Linked DNA regions of Homo sapiens: region 2 is linked to region 1. Evidence: chromatin loops called from intact Hi-C (ENCODE). Cell type or tissue: transverse colon. All regions are shown on one strand. Each heading gives the region's core, and the rest is flanking DNA. Links, peaks and the distances in the headings are about the cores only.

The links. A loop is a pair of places that touch in the nucleus more often than their neighbours do. Peaks named below come from ENCODE experiments on the same cell type or tissue, not always from the same donor. Only the 100,000 strongest peaks of a DNase experiment are listed, where the experiment ranks them.
Region 2: it touches region 1 in a loop (2.0-fold over the local background); 6 of 110 quality-filtered maps call a loop at or near these places.

Annotation. Positions count from the first base shown.
Region 1 is chr22:46,158,905-46,167,236 of GRCh38, forward strand. The region is part of intron 2 of PPARA (peroxisome proliferator activated receptor alpha); the gene reads left to right. LOC105373074 (a long non-coding RNA gene) reads right to left here. Exons shown (of 2, transcript XR_938315.3): 2 at 2,138-2,418. Among named protein-coding and RNA genes, the nearest start is that of PPARA, 13 kb to the left of the region's middle. In transverse colon, for the core only: no CTCF peak of the experiment used is centred there; a DNase peak (open chromatin) is centred at 3,517.
Region 2 is chr22:46,211,236-46,219,567 of GRCh38, forward strand. It overlaps PPARA (peroxisome proliferator activated receptor alpha), which reads left to right. Exons shown (of 9, transcript NM_005036.6): 5 at 3,938-4,098; 6 at 7,028-7,166. Among named protein-coding and RNA genes, the nearest start is that of CDPF1, 35 kb to the right of the region's middle. RefSeq lists an enhancer at 3,135-3,636. In transverse colon, for the core only: no CTCF peak of the experiment used is centred there; no DNase peak of the experiment used is centred there.

The DNA of each region.
Region 1 (8,332 bases), core at 119-8,118:
TTGAGGCTGGAGTCTCGCTCTGCTGCCCAGGCTGGAGTGCACTGGCGTGATCTCGGCTCACTGCAACCTCTGCCTCCGGGGTTCCAGTGGTTCTCCTACCTCAGCCTCCTGAGAAGCTGGGATTGTAGGCATGTGCCACCACGCCCGGCTAATTTTTGTATTTTTTAGTGGAGACGGGCTTTCACCATGTTGGCCAGGCTGGGTCTCAAACTCCTGACCTGAAGTGATCTGCCCGCCTCAGCCACCCTAAGTACTGGGATTACAGGCATGAGCCACCACACCTGGCTTCTGTTCTATCTGTGCATTGGGGATGAAATTAACACAAATGATGTTTAAAGAAAAAAATGCTCAGAGAAGTTAGAAATGTGCTTTAAATTGGAATCATCTCTTAGTATGTAAAAGTTTTTTGTAATAGAAACAAGCAGGGCAGTATTTGACCTGTTGACAGTGTCCTTGGACTTTACAATTTGTGAAGCAGCGTATTTTGCTTGAGTTGTACGATTGTCGTTTTTTTCCCCCCACTTTGACAACTGTTACAGAACCTGTCACCAGATACAGGCAAGGGAGGTTGGGCTTCCCATCTCTGCACGGCTTCCCTGTGATTCACAAGCAAGCAATCAGAAGTGCACAAAAGTTTAGAACGCGATTTTCATTCTCTTCTTTCCTTAGAAAAACTCGCTTTGTTAGCCTTTTCCAGAAAGGAAGGCACTCAATTGTTGTAATACTCAAATCATAAAAAGAAGCCTAGTCTAGTCTATTCAGCAAGGTGTTCTGAAAGAGGGAATTTTTTAAGTTCAATTATGCGAAGATCTTGAAGGTGGGACTCAAAGGAGAGGGCTATCCTGGGAAGAAGGCTTTGGAAAATGAGAGGCATGAAGGGGAGAGGGTATTTAAATGTGTTTGAAGCCAAGGATCCTTGAGAGAAAAAGCTGGCACTAACAGCGTTCAAAGAACTTGCGTGACAAGTGATGACTAATGACACTGAGGGTGGGTTGTGGGTGCCTAGTGAATTCCTCCGAAGCCAAGAGAGAGGTTTCCAGACCCAGGGAAGAAGGTGTGTACACCCAGAAGTAGTGTAGGGACAGAGATTCCGATCACAAGCTGTGACTGGAAGACGCCGACCACCACTGCAGCAGCCTGAAAACCACAGTCTTGAACCGCCAGCGAAGGGCTGGGAAGTGCGGATCCAGGGCTGGTGCACTGAACCCAGAGGAGCAGGCTCCCATTCCCAGCTAAGGGTGGCAGCTGGCGGGGATCTTTCCAGCAGAAAGCTGTAAGTGGAAGCTTTCAATTCAGAGCAGTAGCAATGCCTTCAAAGTCCCAGGCTTCACGTGGGAACAGAGAATGTGAAGAGTATTTAGCAGGATGCCAATATAAGAAATCTATATTGGTGTTCGTTTGTTTGTTTTTGAGATGGAGTCTCGCTCTGTCACCCAGGCCGGAGTGCAGTGGTGCGATCTCAGCTCACTGCAATCTCTGCCTCCTGGGTTCAAGCGATTCTCCTGCCTCAGCCTCCTACATAGCTGGTACTACAGGCACGCGCCACCATGCCTGGCTAAATTGTTGTATTTTTAGTAGAGATGGGGTTTCACCACGTTGGCCAGGCTGGTCTCAAACTCCCGGCCTCATGATCCGCCCTCTGCAGCCTCCCAAAGTGCTGGGATTACAGGCGTGAGCCACCGCACCTGGCCCAATATTGTTTGTTTATTTATTTCTTGACAGGATCTCACTCTGTCACCAGGCTGGAGTGCAGTGGTGTGATCTCAGCTCACTGCAACCTCCACCTCTCTGGCTCAAGCAATCCTCCCTCCTCAGCCTCCTGAGCAGCTGGGACTACAGGTGCACACCACCACACCCAACTAGATTTTGTGTTTTTTGTAGAGATGGGGTTTAGCCATGTTCAGCTAGTCTCAAACTCCTGGGCTCAAGTGATCTGTCCGCCTTGGCCTCCCAAAGTGTTGGGATTACAGGTGTGATTCATGATGTCCAGCCCAGTATTTTTCTTTCACTCTGGAAACCAAAAATTATTGGCTTTTTTTCCTGTTGCATTCCCTTTACTTAGATGAATCTAGCAAGGTTGGCTGTTAGTGTCTAGGTCAGAAGTCTAAGTGAAAGTGAATATTTAACCACACTCAAGCACAGCTGATGATCTTTAATACTAATAGAGGTATAAGACTTAAAAGAAACAAGAACCCAGAGGGAAAATATGGCCATGGACTCAGAGAAAACCACGGCAGCTTCCATGGACTCATAAAAAGAGCTCAAAACCTAGGAAGTGGATGGAGACTCTTTTTGGAATGAATGAATTCAAATGTGGGCTTTCTTAGTAGATTAAATCATTTTCTAGAAGGAATTTCAGAAGGATGTGTGCCCAATTATGGTATCAGGTCTGTTGTAGACTCTTCAAGGAGGAAGCCTCTGAAAGACAAGAAGGAACAATTAAAAATTAGAATTCAGGTGAGTGGATCACGAGGTCAAGAGATCGAGACCAGCCTGGCCAACATGGTGAAACCCCGTCTCTACTAAAAATACAAAATTTAGCTGGGCATGGTATGGCTGTAGTCCCAGCTACTCGGGAGGCTGAGGCAGGAGAATCACTTGAACCCGGGAGGCGGAGGCTGCAGTGAACCAAGATTGTGCCACTGCACTCCAGCCTGGCAACAGCGAGACTCCATCTCAAAAATAATAAGTAAATAAATAAATAAATAAAAATTAGAACTCAGAAAAGGAATTAATTTCTTCTGAGAGAGAAAAAGATGAGATTCTAGCCTAAGGTGTAACACATCCATCCACCAGGTATCATTTTTATACACGTGAAGTTAAATCACCAAAGGACCAGGTGAGCAGATGTGGACTTTCCGACTGTGTGTGTGCGACTTCCTCAGAGCCCTCAGTGGCGTTCCCTTTTCCGCGCTAGCGTTTGGTCCCTGCGCTTTTCTGGATGCCCCCACCCCCTCTGGCTCCACGAGGCCCCCTGTACGTCACCATCACCTTTGTGAGCTTGAAACCTGTCACCCACCCGCCTTCCAGATGTCACCTGGGCCCTCCCGGAGGCCCTCGCCCTCAGTGTGTCTGATTCTGAGCTGTCCTGCGTTTTCCCCTCCCCTCACCCTGGCGACCCTTTTCGGTCTCAGTTGCCAGCCTCCTGCTAGGGCTGGGTGGGGGACATCAAAGGCAGGACAAGGTGTAGGGTCCTCACCCACCACTTAGCAGCTCTCAGATGCAGACAGATTTTTCAGCTGGCCTGTGGCTCAGTTTCCCTCAGCTACAAGAGGGGTGCATGCTAGGGTTTCTCTGGATTGCTGCACCTGGCAGGTAGTGTGAGCTTGGTAGGTGCTTCCTTGCTTATCATTGCCTCTCCCATCTTAATGTTGTCCCATCCATCCAATGTTTATGGGATGAGAGGTTGATAGGAGGGCATGGCCCTGACATTCCAGGGACTGACCGACACGCTGTCTACACAAACCCCTTCTGGTTCTTCTCGTGCACTGGGCGTGCCGGAGACACACTCCCTTACCCTCATACCCCGCCGCACCCCTGTGACCTCTACCTTTGAGACCTCAGCTTAAACTCACTCTTAGGGAAGGCTCCCTGAACCACCTGCTGGGGTTGTATGCTGATGCAGGTACTTGTAACACCTGGTGCTTTTCCTTTCGTGCACTCAGGCAGTGTTTATTCAAGTGATGGCTTGGTGACAGTGGCTCTCCCTGAGACCCCGTGAGGCCAGAGTCCTTGGCTCATCACTCATGGTTGAACCCGGAGCCTCTTGCTGGTAGGTGCTTCAGGACTGGCTCTGGGAGCCTGTGGCTCCTGCCGGGTACCCACCGGTTGAGATACCTCAAGTTTTAAATGCCACCTCCTTCCTGAAGCCTTCCTTGCTGCTCCCCCAAACTAGAGGCAGGAGTTTTGTCCTTCAGATAACCTATGGCATTTGAGTCACTCTGATTTGATGAATTCTGCCTTCACTTGAGCAGCTATTAGGGGCATATGTCAGTCATTCATTCCTCAGTTCATGTATTTATTCAGCAAATATTTACTGAGCACGTACTGCGTGCCAGGCACTGTCCTGCTGTGGAAAACAGCAGGCATGATTCCCTGCCACTACCAACCACTGCATCGCATAACTGGCAGACTCCCAGCTTCAAGGAGAGGCACGGAGGGAAACTGAGAGCAGCCTGCAGAGGGGAAAGAGCGGGGACAGAGGGTCACGGAGGTCGCAGGGGCGTGTGTGCAGCACCTGCCAGTGAACGGAATGTGCGGCTCCAGATGTCGTTGTCTTTAAACTTCGGAATTTCCTTTCACTAAAGAACCAAGTCCAGGGGGAGGAAAGAGTGAATACAAATTATCCAAGAAACTCAAGAGCTCATTTTAGTTCTCCTGATTATGATCTTAAAGGCATTAAGCGCTCAAGTTAAACTCCTTGTGACCCACATAGGTTAGCAGAATTTAAATCCTAGGTGATTATTAACTCTAATCATACATCTAATGACCTATATTGAAGATACACTGCCTGCTTAGTTGTGGCTTCAGCCTTTGCTCCGTCACTGATAGTTCTAGCCTGAAAAGCAAATGAGCCCTCATGCTCACGATTTCACCACAGTCACATAAGCGGGAAGAGCAGGCTCCTGGCTGTGGCGAGCTTGACTCCATTTGGTTTGATAGAAATGAGAGGTAGATGATTCCCTAGACAAATGCAGGCCTTTCTCGAAGCCCCTTTCCCAGGACGACGTGACATGAGTGGTCTGTGCCTTCCAGGGCAGCCACGTCATGCTTTGCCCAGCCAGGGCGGTGGGGAGGGAGACAGCCACATCCTGCCCGGGGCTCCTGGGCCCCGCTGCATCAAGTGAAAGCAGGGCTGGCTCCCTGATGTCCTTGGAGAAGTCGCCCACACTGCTTTCCCCCATGGGAGTGACAAGGATGTGTCCCGCCAGCCTTCCACGACGGACCCCCCACTCTCTATTAATTCCCAAGAAACCAGGCCATGGAGGTGGGTTTGAGGGTTTGTATTGGTGTTTTTTAAAGTCAGGTTGACCGAGTGCGGTGGCTCACGCTTGTAATCCCAGCACTTTGGGAGGCTGAGGCGGGCGGATCACATGAGGTCAGGAGTTCAAGACCAGCCTGGCCAACATGGTGAAACCTTGTCTCTACTAAAACTACAAAAAAAATTACCTGGGCGTGGTGGTGGGCGCCTGTAATCCCAGCTACTCAGGAGGCTGAGGCAGGAGAAACCCTTGAACTAGGGAGGCTGCAGTGAGCCGAGATCGCGCCACTCCAGCCTGGGTGACAAGAGTGAGATTCTGCCTCAAAATAAATAAAGTCGGGTTTATTAAGATATAATTTACATACAGTAATTTTTTTTTTTTTTGAGACAGAGTTTCACTCTTGTTGCCCAGGCTGGAGTGCAATGGCACGATCTCAGCTCACTGCAACCTCCGCTTCCAGGGTTCAAGCCATTCTACTGCCTCAGCCTCCTGAGTAGCTGAGATTACAGGTGTCCACCACCATGCCTTGCTAATTTTTGTATTTTTAGTAGAGACAGGTTTTCGCTATGTTGGCCAAGCTGGTCTTGAACTCCTGACCTCAGGTGATCCGCCAGCCTCGGCCTCCCAAAGTGCTGGGATTACAGGCATGAGCCACTGCACCCGGCCAGTACATGCTTTCTTGATTTGTCTGTTTCCCACCTGTCTCCCCTCCCTAGAATGGCAGCTCCATGACGACAGAGGTGTTTCTCTGTTTTCTCCATGGCTGCACCCTCAGCTGCTAGAAGGTGGCCCAGCATAGGAGGTATTTAATGAAGCCTTCCTCTCCACTTAAATCTACACCCTTGTGCTTATTAAAAGGTGACAGTTTTCTGTTTGAAAATTTTATTAGTGTTTTAATGAGAAAGTTATTATTTGGGTAATGCCTGAATATGAGGAAAACATTAAGGGTAGAAATGTAATTGTTTTCCTATTTCATTCAGTCTATGGATTTTATTGAAGATTACAGAATTACTTCTTTGTAGCTATGGAAGTAAAAAAATAATAAGACGAGTAGCTATTTCAAAACGTAGGGCTGATAAATTTGGGATGGTTTGAGAACGTTAAGTTGGGGAACTCCATTTCTTTTTTTACATTTTTATTTATTTTCATTTGTTTATTTATTTATTTGAGACAGAGTTTCGCTCTGTTGCCCAGGCTAGAGTGCAATGCCATGATCTCGGCTCACTGCAACCTCTGCCTCCGGGGTATAAGTGATTCTCCCATATCAGCCTCCCGAGGAGCTGGGACTACAGGCGCCTGCCACCACACCTGGCTAATTTTTGTATTTTTAGTAGAGATGGGATTTGGCCATGTCAGCCAGGCTGGCCTCAAACTCCTGACCGCAGGTGATCCGCCTGCCCTTGGCCTCCCAAAGTGCTGGGATTACAGGTGTGAGCCACCGCGCCCAGCCAGGGAACTGCATTTCTGACAGTGGCTCAGTAGTTTGGAAGTTAACTGGCAAAGGTGGACAGAATCTTTAAACATATGTGGAGGAATTGGAGAGTTTACAAGATAGTGAAGAACTGCCAGGCCATGGTCTGGAGAAGATGGAAACTTGATGTTTGGGGCCATTGTGTCCCTGGGGTGTTGGCCAATTTATGAAAGAAGCAGTTAAGAGCCTGAGTGGCACTTTTGAGGGGCTAGAAGGGAAGACCCTGGTAAACATCCCAAACTTTGGATTGGGACCCAAAAAAGCTCCATCCCAGGAGTACAGGTGACCTGGAAACGGATCAGCGTAATCGAGGACTGAAGTCCAGTTCTAGCTACGCCCAGTCCTTGAGACTGGATTAAGGTGATCTCAGATTGCAAGGACCTCAAATGCCTGGCAGAAGCAAGTGAATATCCTTCTGGAGGAACAGAGCCTCATCCTAGGCCTCTAATTATTTTTAAGGACAATTTTTCAAATGCAGGCTTTCCTCCCTTTGCACAGTTCCCTTATGCATAAATTTCAGTCAGTGGCCAGCTGCAGTGGCTCATGCATGTAATCCCAGCGCTTTGGGAGGCCAAGGCGGGTGAATTGCTTGAGTCTGGGAGTTGGAGACCGGCCTGGGCAACATAGAACCCCATCTCTATTTTTAAAAATAAAATATTAATTATCACTGCTTAGTTAAATTATAGTGGTCTCCCAACAATACAGATCAGATCCCAGCTCCCATGGTATATACACTGTGAGTGCTGTATAAAGTACAAGCTCTGCCGCCAGTTCTCCAGCCTACAAATCACAGTATAGATAACAGATGTGCATGATGATCACTGGCCAATTGCGTCACTTCTCTCAAAGTCAGTCTGTGATTGGTCCCTGAGCATCTGTCGGTCAGTTTCATGCACAGACTGCAAAGCATATGGTTTTGTCTACTCTTTGTCTCTCAGTGATAAACCCACATGGCATTTTGTAAAAGTGGATACATCAGGCCAGGTGTGGTGGCTCATGCCTGTAATCCCAGCACTTTGGGAGGCTGAGGCAGGTGGATCATTTGGGGTCAGGAGTTTGAGACCAGCCTGGCCAACATGGTGAAACCCCATCTCTACTAAAAATACAAAAATTAGCTGGATGTGGTGGCAGGCGCCTGTAATCCCAGTTACTGGGGAGGCTGAGGCAGGAGAATTGCTTGAACCCAGGAGGCAGAGCTTGCAGTGAGCCGAGATCATGCCACTGCACTCTAGCCTGGGTGACAGAGCAAGACTACCATCTCAAAAAAAAAAAAACAAAAAACAGTAATCAAGCATGAAAATTATGAAATGCTCAGAGATAAAATGCGCGAGGCCTGTACACTGTAATCTACAAAACACTGCTGAGAGAAATTTTAAAAGACCTAAATAAATGGCAAGTTATAACATGCTCTTGAATCAGAAGACTCAGTATCTTAGGATGGCGACTTTTCCCAAAATGATCTACAGATTCAAAGCAATCGGAATCAGACCTCAGCATGCCTACTTGTAGAATTTGATAACCTGATTCTAAAGTTTATATGGAAATGCAAGGAACCCAGAGTTGCTAAAATAACTTTGAAAAAGAACAACACAGTTGAAGGACTTAGACTACATGATTTCAAGAATTATTATAAAGCTACAGTAATCAAGACAGTATGGTATTGATATGAAAATAGACCATTAGATGAATGGAACAGAATAGCAAGTCCAGAAATAGATCCACACATATATGGTCAATTGATTTTCAGCAAAGTGCCAAGTCATTTAAGTGGGGAAAAGATAATCTTTTCAACAAATGATACCGGAACAACTGGATAGCCATATGCAAAAGAACCTCAACCTTCAGCTCACAGCACTACAAACTCATAATTATTATCATT
Region 2 (8,332 bases), core at 200-8,199, 52 kb after region 1:
CTCATCTGTTACCAGATGGATCGTTCTAGCCTCCTCCACTTGCCTACCTGTCAATTCACCATTCCTTGAGTTCATGGTTCATTTTCAGTATACCTGCACAGTGGTATCAGAACTGTTAACCCACACCCTGTGGGAAAAAAACTCCATCAGCTAGAGCACAGTGTTTACAGCCAGATCCTTTTGCCTTTAGTCTTACAGATTCCAATCATTCCAAATTATTCGGTGCAGCGCCTTTCCGCACCTGCACCCACTTTTTCCCCTGAGATTGTTTCCTACATTCGTAGCACAGTTAGATTGTTTTGTTACATTCTGCATTTCACCCTGGGATCCTCCAACCTCCTAAGTTATTTTTGTTTTATTTGCACACATTAGGTTCAATCTGAACTATAAAGTTCTGTGGGTTTTCACAAATGCGTAGTGTCATGTATCCACCACTACATTTTCCTTCTCTCTCTTTCTTGCTTTCTCGCCTTCTTGTCTTGCTCTGTCACCCAGGCTGGAGTGCAGTGGCACAATCTCGGCTCACTACAACCTCCGTCTCCTGGGTTCAAGCCATTCTGCTGCCTCAGCTTCCCGAGTAGCTGGGACTACAGGCACGCACCACCACCCCTGGCTAACTTTTTGTATTTTTACAAAATACAAAAGACGATGTTTCACTATGTGGGCCAGGCTGGTCTCGAACTCCTGACCTTGTGATCCACCTACCTCGGCCTCCCAAAGTGTTGGGATTACAGGCGTGAGCCACCACACCCGGTCTCTCTCCTTCCTTTCCTTTCCTCTCCTTTCCTTTTCTTTCTTTCTCTTTCCCTCTCCTCTCTTCTCCTCTCCTCTCCTTTGATGGAGGTCTCACTGTGACACCCAGGCTGGAGTACAGTGGCAGCATAATCTCAGCTCACTGTAGCCTCAGCCTCCCAGGGCTCAGGTGATCCTCCCACCTCAGCCTCCCAAGTAGCTGGGATTACAGGTGCACACCGCTGAGCCCAGCAAATTTTTGTATTTTTTGTAAAGATAGGGTTTCACCATGTTGCCCAGGCTGGTCTCAAACTCCTGAGCTCAAGTTATCTGCCAGCCTCGGCCTCCCAAAGTGCTGGGATGACAGGCATGAGCTACCGTGCCCAGACCACTGTTAGATTTTCATATGAATAGTTTCACCACATCAAAAAACCCCATGCTTCACCTATTCAACCCTGCCTCTCCCACCCCCAGCCAGCTCAGAAATGGTTCTTTTTACCATTGCTATAATTTTGCCTTTTCCAGAACGCCATGAATTTGAAATCATATAGTATGTAGCCTTTTCAGACTGACTTCTTTCATAGCAATATGCATTTAAGAGTCATCCATGTCTTTCCATGGCTTGATATCTCATTTCTTTTTACACTGAATGAGTTCCCACTGTCTGTTTGTACCACAGTTTGTATATCTATTCACCTATCTAAGGGCATCTTGGTTGCTTCCAATTTTTGGCAATTAATAAAGCTGGCCATGCACAGTGGCTCACACCTGTAATCCCAGCATTTTGGGAGGCCAAGGCGGGCAGATCACTTGAGGTCAGGAGTTTGAGACCAGCCTGGCCAACATGGTGAAACGCTGTCTCTACTAAAAATACAAAAATTAGCCGGGCGTGGTAATGGGCACCTGTAATCCCAGCTACTTGGAAGGCTGAGGCAGGAGAATCACTTGAACCTGGAGGCAGAGGTTGCAGTGAGCTGAGATCGTGCCACTCCACTCCAGCCTGGGTGACAGAGTGAGACTCTGTCCCAAAAAGAAAAAGAATAAACTGCTGTATACATGTGTAGGTTTTGTGTGGACAGAAGTTTTCAAATCAGTTGGACAAATACCTAAGAGTGTGATTCCATCATACAGTAAAACTGCTTTGCTTTGTCAGAAACTGCCAGAATGTCCTCCAAGGGGGCTGTCTCATGTTGCATTCCCACCAGCAATGAATGGGGGTTCCTGTTGCTCCACATCCTCACCAGATTTGATGATGTCAGTTTTGTGGATTTTAGTCATCCTAGTAGGTGTGTGGTGACACCACATTGTTGTTCTCATTCTCAGTGCCCCGATGACATATCATGCTGAGCATTGTTTCATATGCTTACTTGCCATCTGTATATCGTCCTTGCTGAAGTGACTGTTCAGATGTTCAGATCTTTTGCCCATTTTCTTTCTTTTTTTTTTTTTTTTTCCTTTTGATACGGAGTCTTGCTCTGTCGCCAGGCTGGAGTGCAGTGGCACAATCTCAGCTCACTACAACCTTTGCCTCCCGGGTCCAAGCGATTCCCCTGCCTCAGCCTCCCAAGTAGCTGGGACTACAGGCACGCACCACCATGGCAAGCTAACTTTTTCTTTTTTTTTTCTTTTCTTTTTTTTTTGAGATGAAGTCTCGCTCTGTCACCCAGGCTGGAGTGCATTGGTGCGATCTTGGCTCACTGCAAGCTCCGCCTCCTGGGTTCACGCCATTCTCCTGCCTCAGCCTCCCGAGTAGCTGGGACTACAGGCGCCCCCACCACGCCCGGCTAATTTTTTTGTGTTTTTAGTAGAGACGGAGTTTCACCGTGTTAGCCAGGATGGTCTTGATGTCCTGACCTCGTGATCCGCTTGCTCCGGCCTCCCAAAGTGCTGGGATTACAGGCGTGAGCCACCACGCCTAGCCCCCATTTTTCAATTGAGTTGTTTGTTTTAAGACCTCTTTGTATATTACCACATGTGTATTGAAAATATTTTCTCCCAGTCTGTGGCTTGTCTTTAATTTTCTTAGCAATGTCTTTTGCAGAGCAGAAGGTTTCATTAGCTTTCATAGATTCCAACTTATATTTTCTCTTTCATGGATTGTGCATTTGGTGTTGCCCACACAGATTTTTATACTGTATTCTGGTGCCATTTACTGAGTTAACAATTGCGGAAGAACTGGAAGAAAGGAAGCAAACAAAACGAGTTCTGCGTGGCACTGTCAGTGCGGGGGCATGGGGAGTCCTGCAGGGTGAGGTATGGGCGGTATGGCAAGGCGCGGGCCCATAGATGTGCAGGTCTGGAGATGTGTGCAGCGGAGATGTGCGGGCCCGAGATGTGCGGGTCCGATGTGTGGGTCCGGAGATGTGCGCGTACCCAGAGGTGCAGATCGGAAATGTGGGGGTCCGGAGGAAATGTGCGGATCAGGAGAAGTGCCAGTCCCGAGATGTGCGGATCGGAGATGTGGAGGGCTAGGAGATGCGTGGGTCCGGAGATGCGCAGATCAGGAGATGGGCGAATCGGAGATGCGCGGGTCCGGAAATGTGCAGAGCGGAGATGTGTGGATCAGGAGATGTTGGGGGGTCAGGAGATGCGGGGGTCCAGAGATGTGGGGGTCCGGAGATGTGCGGGTCTGGAGATGTGCAGAGCAGAGCAAAGATGAGCTGATCGGAGATGCCCAGGTCCGGGGATCCACGGGTCCGGAGACGCGCGGGTCCGGAGATGCGTGGGTCCAGAGATGTGCGGGTCCAAAGATGTGCAAATCTGAAGATGTGTGGATGGGAGATGTGCAGGTCCGGAGATGCGCGGGGCGGAGATGTGTGGATCGGAGATGCTCAGATCGAAGATGTGGGAATGAGGAGATGTGCGGGGCGGGATGTGTGGATGGGAGACGCGCGGGCCCGGAGATATGCGGGGCGGAGATGTGCGGGTCCAGGGATGTGTGATCTGAGGTGTGTGGGTCCGGAGCTCGGGGTCAGCTCAGCAGCAGTGAGAGCGAGCATGCTGGCTTTGGGAGCACAGCACAATGGCAGCTGTAGGAGTGCAAGAGGGTGTGACCCAGAGGCAGGGCCCGGCCCCGCATGGGTGTTCTGAGGTTTATGCCTCAGCACTAGAAGCCTCGTATGCGAAATCACATCCTCATAGACCCGGTTCAGACACAGGATAGTGATGCCTGGACTATTCATCCGTCTCTCCTCTTTTTCCCCAGACACGCTTTCACCAGCTTCGAGCCCCTCCTCGGTGACTTATCCTGTGGTCCCCGGCAGCGTGGACGAGTCTCCCAGTGGAGCATTGAACATCGAATGTAGAATCTGCGGGGACAAGGCCTCAGGCTATCATTACGGAGTCCACGCGTGTGAAGGCTGCAAGGTAGAGGGGAGCTGGAACAGGGCCTGGTGGCCGCCACCATCAACTACTTATGGTCACTTTTATAGCAAATGGCAGTCATTACTGAGAGATTGCAGAAAGTCCCGGATAAGAAACTGACTTCAGGCCAGGCGCGGTATCTCATGCCTATAATTCCAGCACTTTGGGAGACCGAGATGGGTGGATCACCTGAGATCAGGAGTTCGATACCAGCCTGGCCAACATGATGAAACCCTGTCTCTACTAAAAATACCAAAAAAAATTAGCCAGGCGTGGTGGTGGGCGCCTGTAAGCCCAGCTACTCGAGAGGCAAAGACAGGAGAATTGCTTGAACCCAGGAGCCAGAGGTTGCAGTGAGCCAAGATTGCGCCACTGCACTCCAGCCTGGGCAACAAGAGTGAGACTCCATCTTAAAAAAAAAGAAAGAAAAAAAGAAAAAGAAAAAGAAACTGACCTCAGTGATAGATTAGCCTCTCTTTATAGCACAGAACCCCTGAGAGCGTAAGCCCTGTTGTGAACTGCGTATTTGAGGAATCTAGCTTGTACGCCCCTTATGAGAATCTAATACTTGATGTTCCAAGGTGGAACACTTTCATCCTGAAACTATCCCTCCCCACCCCCATCTGTGGAAAAATTGTCTTCCATGAAACCGGTCCCTGGTGGCAAAAAGGTTGGGGATTGCTGCTTTAGAGAGTCTAGGACAAATGGTTCCTCTGTGCTTTGTAAATACTTAGAGAAGTGCATTCTTTAAAAGAAAATAAGTCACATTGGACCGGGTGCAGTGGCTCACGCCTATAATCTCAGCACTTTGGGAGGCCGAGGCGGCTGGATCACCTGAGGTCAGGAGTTCAAGACCAGCCTGGCCAACATGGTGAAACCCTGTCTCTACTAAAAATACAAAAATTAGCCAGGTGTGGTGGTGGGTGCCTGTAATCCCAGCTACTTGGGAGGCTGAAGCAGGAGAATTGCTTGAACTCAGGAGGCGGAGGTTGCAGTGAGCTGAGATCGAGCCATTTCACTCCAGCCTAGGCGACAAGAGTAAAACTTCATCTCAAAAAAAAAAAAAAGAGAGAAAAGAAAATAAGCCACATTAAGAACATCACTTCATTCGAATACAAGACAGAGAGCTGTTACCGTTGATCTCTGGAGCCTCCCTGAAGGCCAGGTGGGGCAGGTGTTCTCATGCTCCTGCCAGGGAAATTGGCCATCAGAGACACAGAGTATCTTGCTTAGGGTCCCACAGCCCCCAGCAGCAGGGACTGGAACCAGAGACTGGCTGCTCCTGCTCCCCAGCAGTTCCTTCCTGCACATCAGGGGCTTCTCCACCTGATTCAAGCGACAGGAACCCCCTGTGCATCTTCATCCTCCTGCTGGCTCAGCCTGCCCTAAACAGATGTGACCTGGGCCAGGAGTGCATGAAGGCAGGCCCTGTTGTCCTGCATGCTGCCAGCTGGACTGGTGGCCCTTCCGTGTTTGTCAGCGTGGTGATGAGGAGAGCTCCTGTAGCAGCGTCCCTTTAGGGTTGCACAGACGTGCTCAAGTCTGGCGCCTTATGTACGTGATATGTGGGAGATCATCATCTGAATGTTTGGTTTGAATCAGAAATCCCTTCTCACGGTGCACGCTGCAGGTGTTCACTAACTTGGAAAATGCCACCGCCTTTCTGGCACAATGTACCATCTTGGAACACCAGCATTCTGCCCTGAGCCAGGCCTGGCCTCAGAGGCCTGGGCCACAGGGAGAACCTCACAGCCAGGACACTGTGGCACTCTGCTGTCTAGAAGCCTGTCTCCCCACCCTTCCCATTCTAACCCCATGCGTTCCTCAGCCTCCCCACTGTGCAAGCCTAGGTAAGGACATTATGAAGACGTCAGCCTGCCTCTCACATTCCCCTGCACACTGCTGTCCCTCTCCCGCGGGCCAAGCAGACCCACTGTGGCAAAAATATAGAAGAATGACTTAAAAGCAAAGAGAAAAAAGAACCCAAAGCAAAAATGAACTCCTTCGCATGTTTTCTAACCATATACCTTTGAAAAAGCTCCTTATAAAGTGGCCTTTTCCTTAGGGCCATGATTAATTATTCATTTAGTTTTGTTTTTTATGGACTATTTAGTAACATTGTTTCTTGCTGGGTAGAGTTTAAGATGCTTTTACAAAGCAAGAAAATTGTTTACAAACAGCTGGCTTCCTTTTATTATAATTTTTGTCTTTGAGGGAGTTAATATACTCTTACAAAAATTCTTAGAAAGTCTTTAGTCACAAATATGGAAATGTCACAATGCTGGGGATAGTTACATTCATATACATTGTAACAAGGCTGAGTAACTCTTTGGAAAACTATAATTGTGTTTTCCCAAGTCAGATGAGGGCATTTTGAAATGACTTCGAATGCTGCCTCATTTTATTGTTTTTCACATTAAATGTAACGACATTTAAAGTTCTGTATTTGTCCTAATCATTCCAGACTTCTTAGAAGAACTATTTCTTTCTTTTTTTTTTTTTTTTTTTTTTTTTTTTTGAGATGGAGTCTCACTCTGTCGCGCAGGCTGGAGTGCAGTGGCACAATCTCAGCTCACTGCAACCTCCGCCTCCTGGGTTCAAGTGATTGTCCTACCTCAGCCTCCTGAGTAGCTGGGACTACAGACTTACATCACCATGCCCGGCTAATTTTTGTATTTTTAGTAGAGACAGGGTTGCACCATGTTGGCTAGGCTGGTCTCGAACTCCTGACCTCAGGTGATCCACCCGCCTCAGCCTCCTAAAGTGCTGGGATTACAGGCATGATCACCATGCCTGGCCTGGAATAACTTTTCTCTAAATTTTGTTCATTTAAAAAGAAACAATAAATGAGCAACAAAAAAGGTGAGTAAAGCAAGTGCGCTGGTTTCTCAGTGGCCCAGGTCTTTAAATCCACTGTGTATTACCCTCACAGGGCTTCTTTCGGCGAACGATTCGACTCAAGCTGGTGTATGACAAGTGCGACCGCAGCTGCAAGATCCAGAAAAAGAACAGAAACAAATGCCAGTATTGTCGATTTCACAAGTGCCTTTCTGTCGGGATGTCACACAACGGTAGGTAAGGTGGCCCTGCACATTTTCCCAGTTCGTTCCTCAGTTCCCCTTCCTTGCTCCAAGGGAACAGATCAAGCTATGGATGAATGTGCTTCAACATTTCACACCCAAGTCATTTTGTAATCAGAGTGGCCTAAGAAAATAAAAGTCGCCCAGGCGCGGTGGTTCACGCCTGTAATCCCAGCACTTTGGGAGGCTGAGGTGGGTGGATCACCTCAGGTCAGGAGTTTGAGACCAGCCTGGCCAATATGGTGAAACCCCGTCTCTACTAAGAATGCAAAAATTAGCTGGGTGTGGTGGCACATGCCTGTAGTCCCAGCTACTCGGGAGGCTGAGGCAGAAGAATCGCTTGAACCCGGGAGGCGGAGGTTGCAGTGAGCTGAGATTGCGCCACTGCACTCCAGCCTGGGCGACAGAGGGAGATTCCGTCTCACAAAAAAAAAAAAAAGAAAAAGAAAGAAAGAAAGAAAATAAAAGTCTCCCAGGTGCGGTGGTTCACACCTGTAATCCCAGCACTTTGGAGGCCGAGGCGGGTGGATCACTTGAGGTCAGGAGTTTGAGACCAGCCTGGCGAACATGGCAAAACCCCGTCTCTAATAAAAATACAAAAATTAGCTGGGCATGGTAGTGCACACCTGTAATCCCAGCTACTTGGGAGGATGAGACAGGAGAATAGCTTGAACCCGGGAGGCGGAGGTTGCAGTGAGCTGAGATCGCACCACTGCACTCCAGCCTGGGCGACAGAGTGCGACTCCGTCTCAAAAAAAAAGAAAAAAAAAGAAAAAGTCTCAAATAGCTGAGATTCAGTGGTGCATTGGACTCGCTGTTAGAAACTTCAGTGGTAAGACTTTGATACAGAATCGAAAAACCAAGTGGAAGGCACCAAAATGACAGAATGTTCACCTCGTCCATAGGAAGGGTGTACCACCTCAAACATCTCACCACGTTATGAATTTCCTTCTAGCCAATCATTTAATAGTTTCAGAACATGCTAATTGTGATGTGAATGTAAGTCGTTCATAAGAGTTGCATGTCTACCTTCTGGAAAAAGAAGCAGTTATTATATAAACTCATCCCGAAGCCCCGTTCACCTCCTTCACTCAAAGGTTGATGATGCACCTGATAGTGGTGTGCACCCTACTAATGAGACGAACGATGGTGTCACC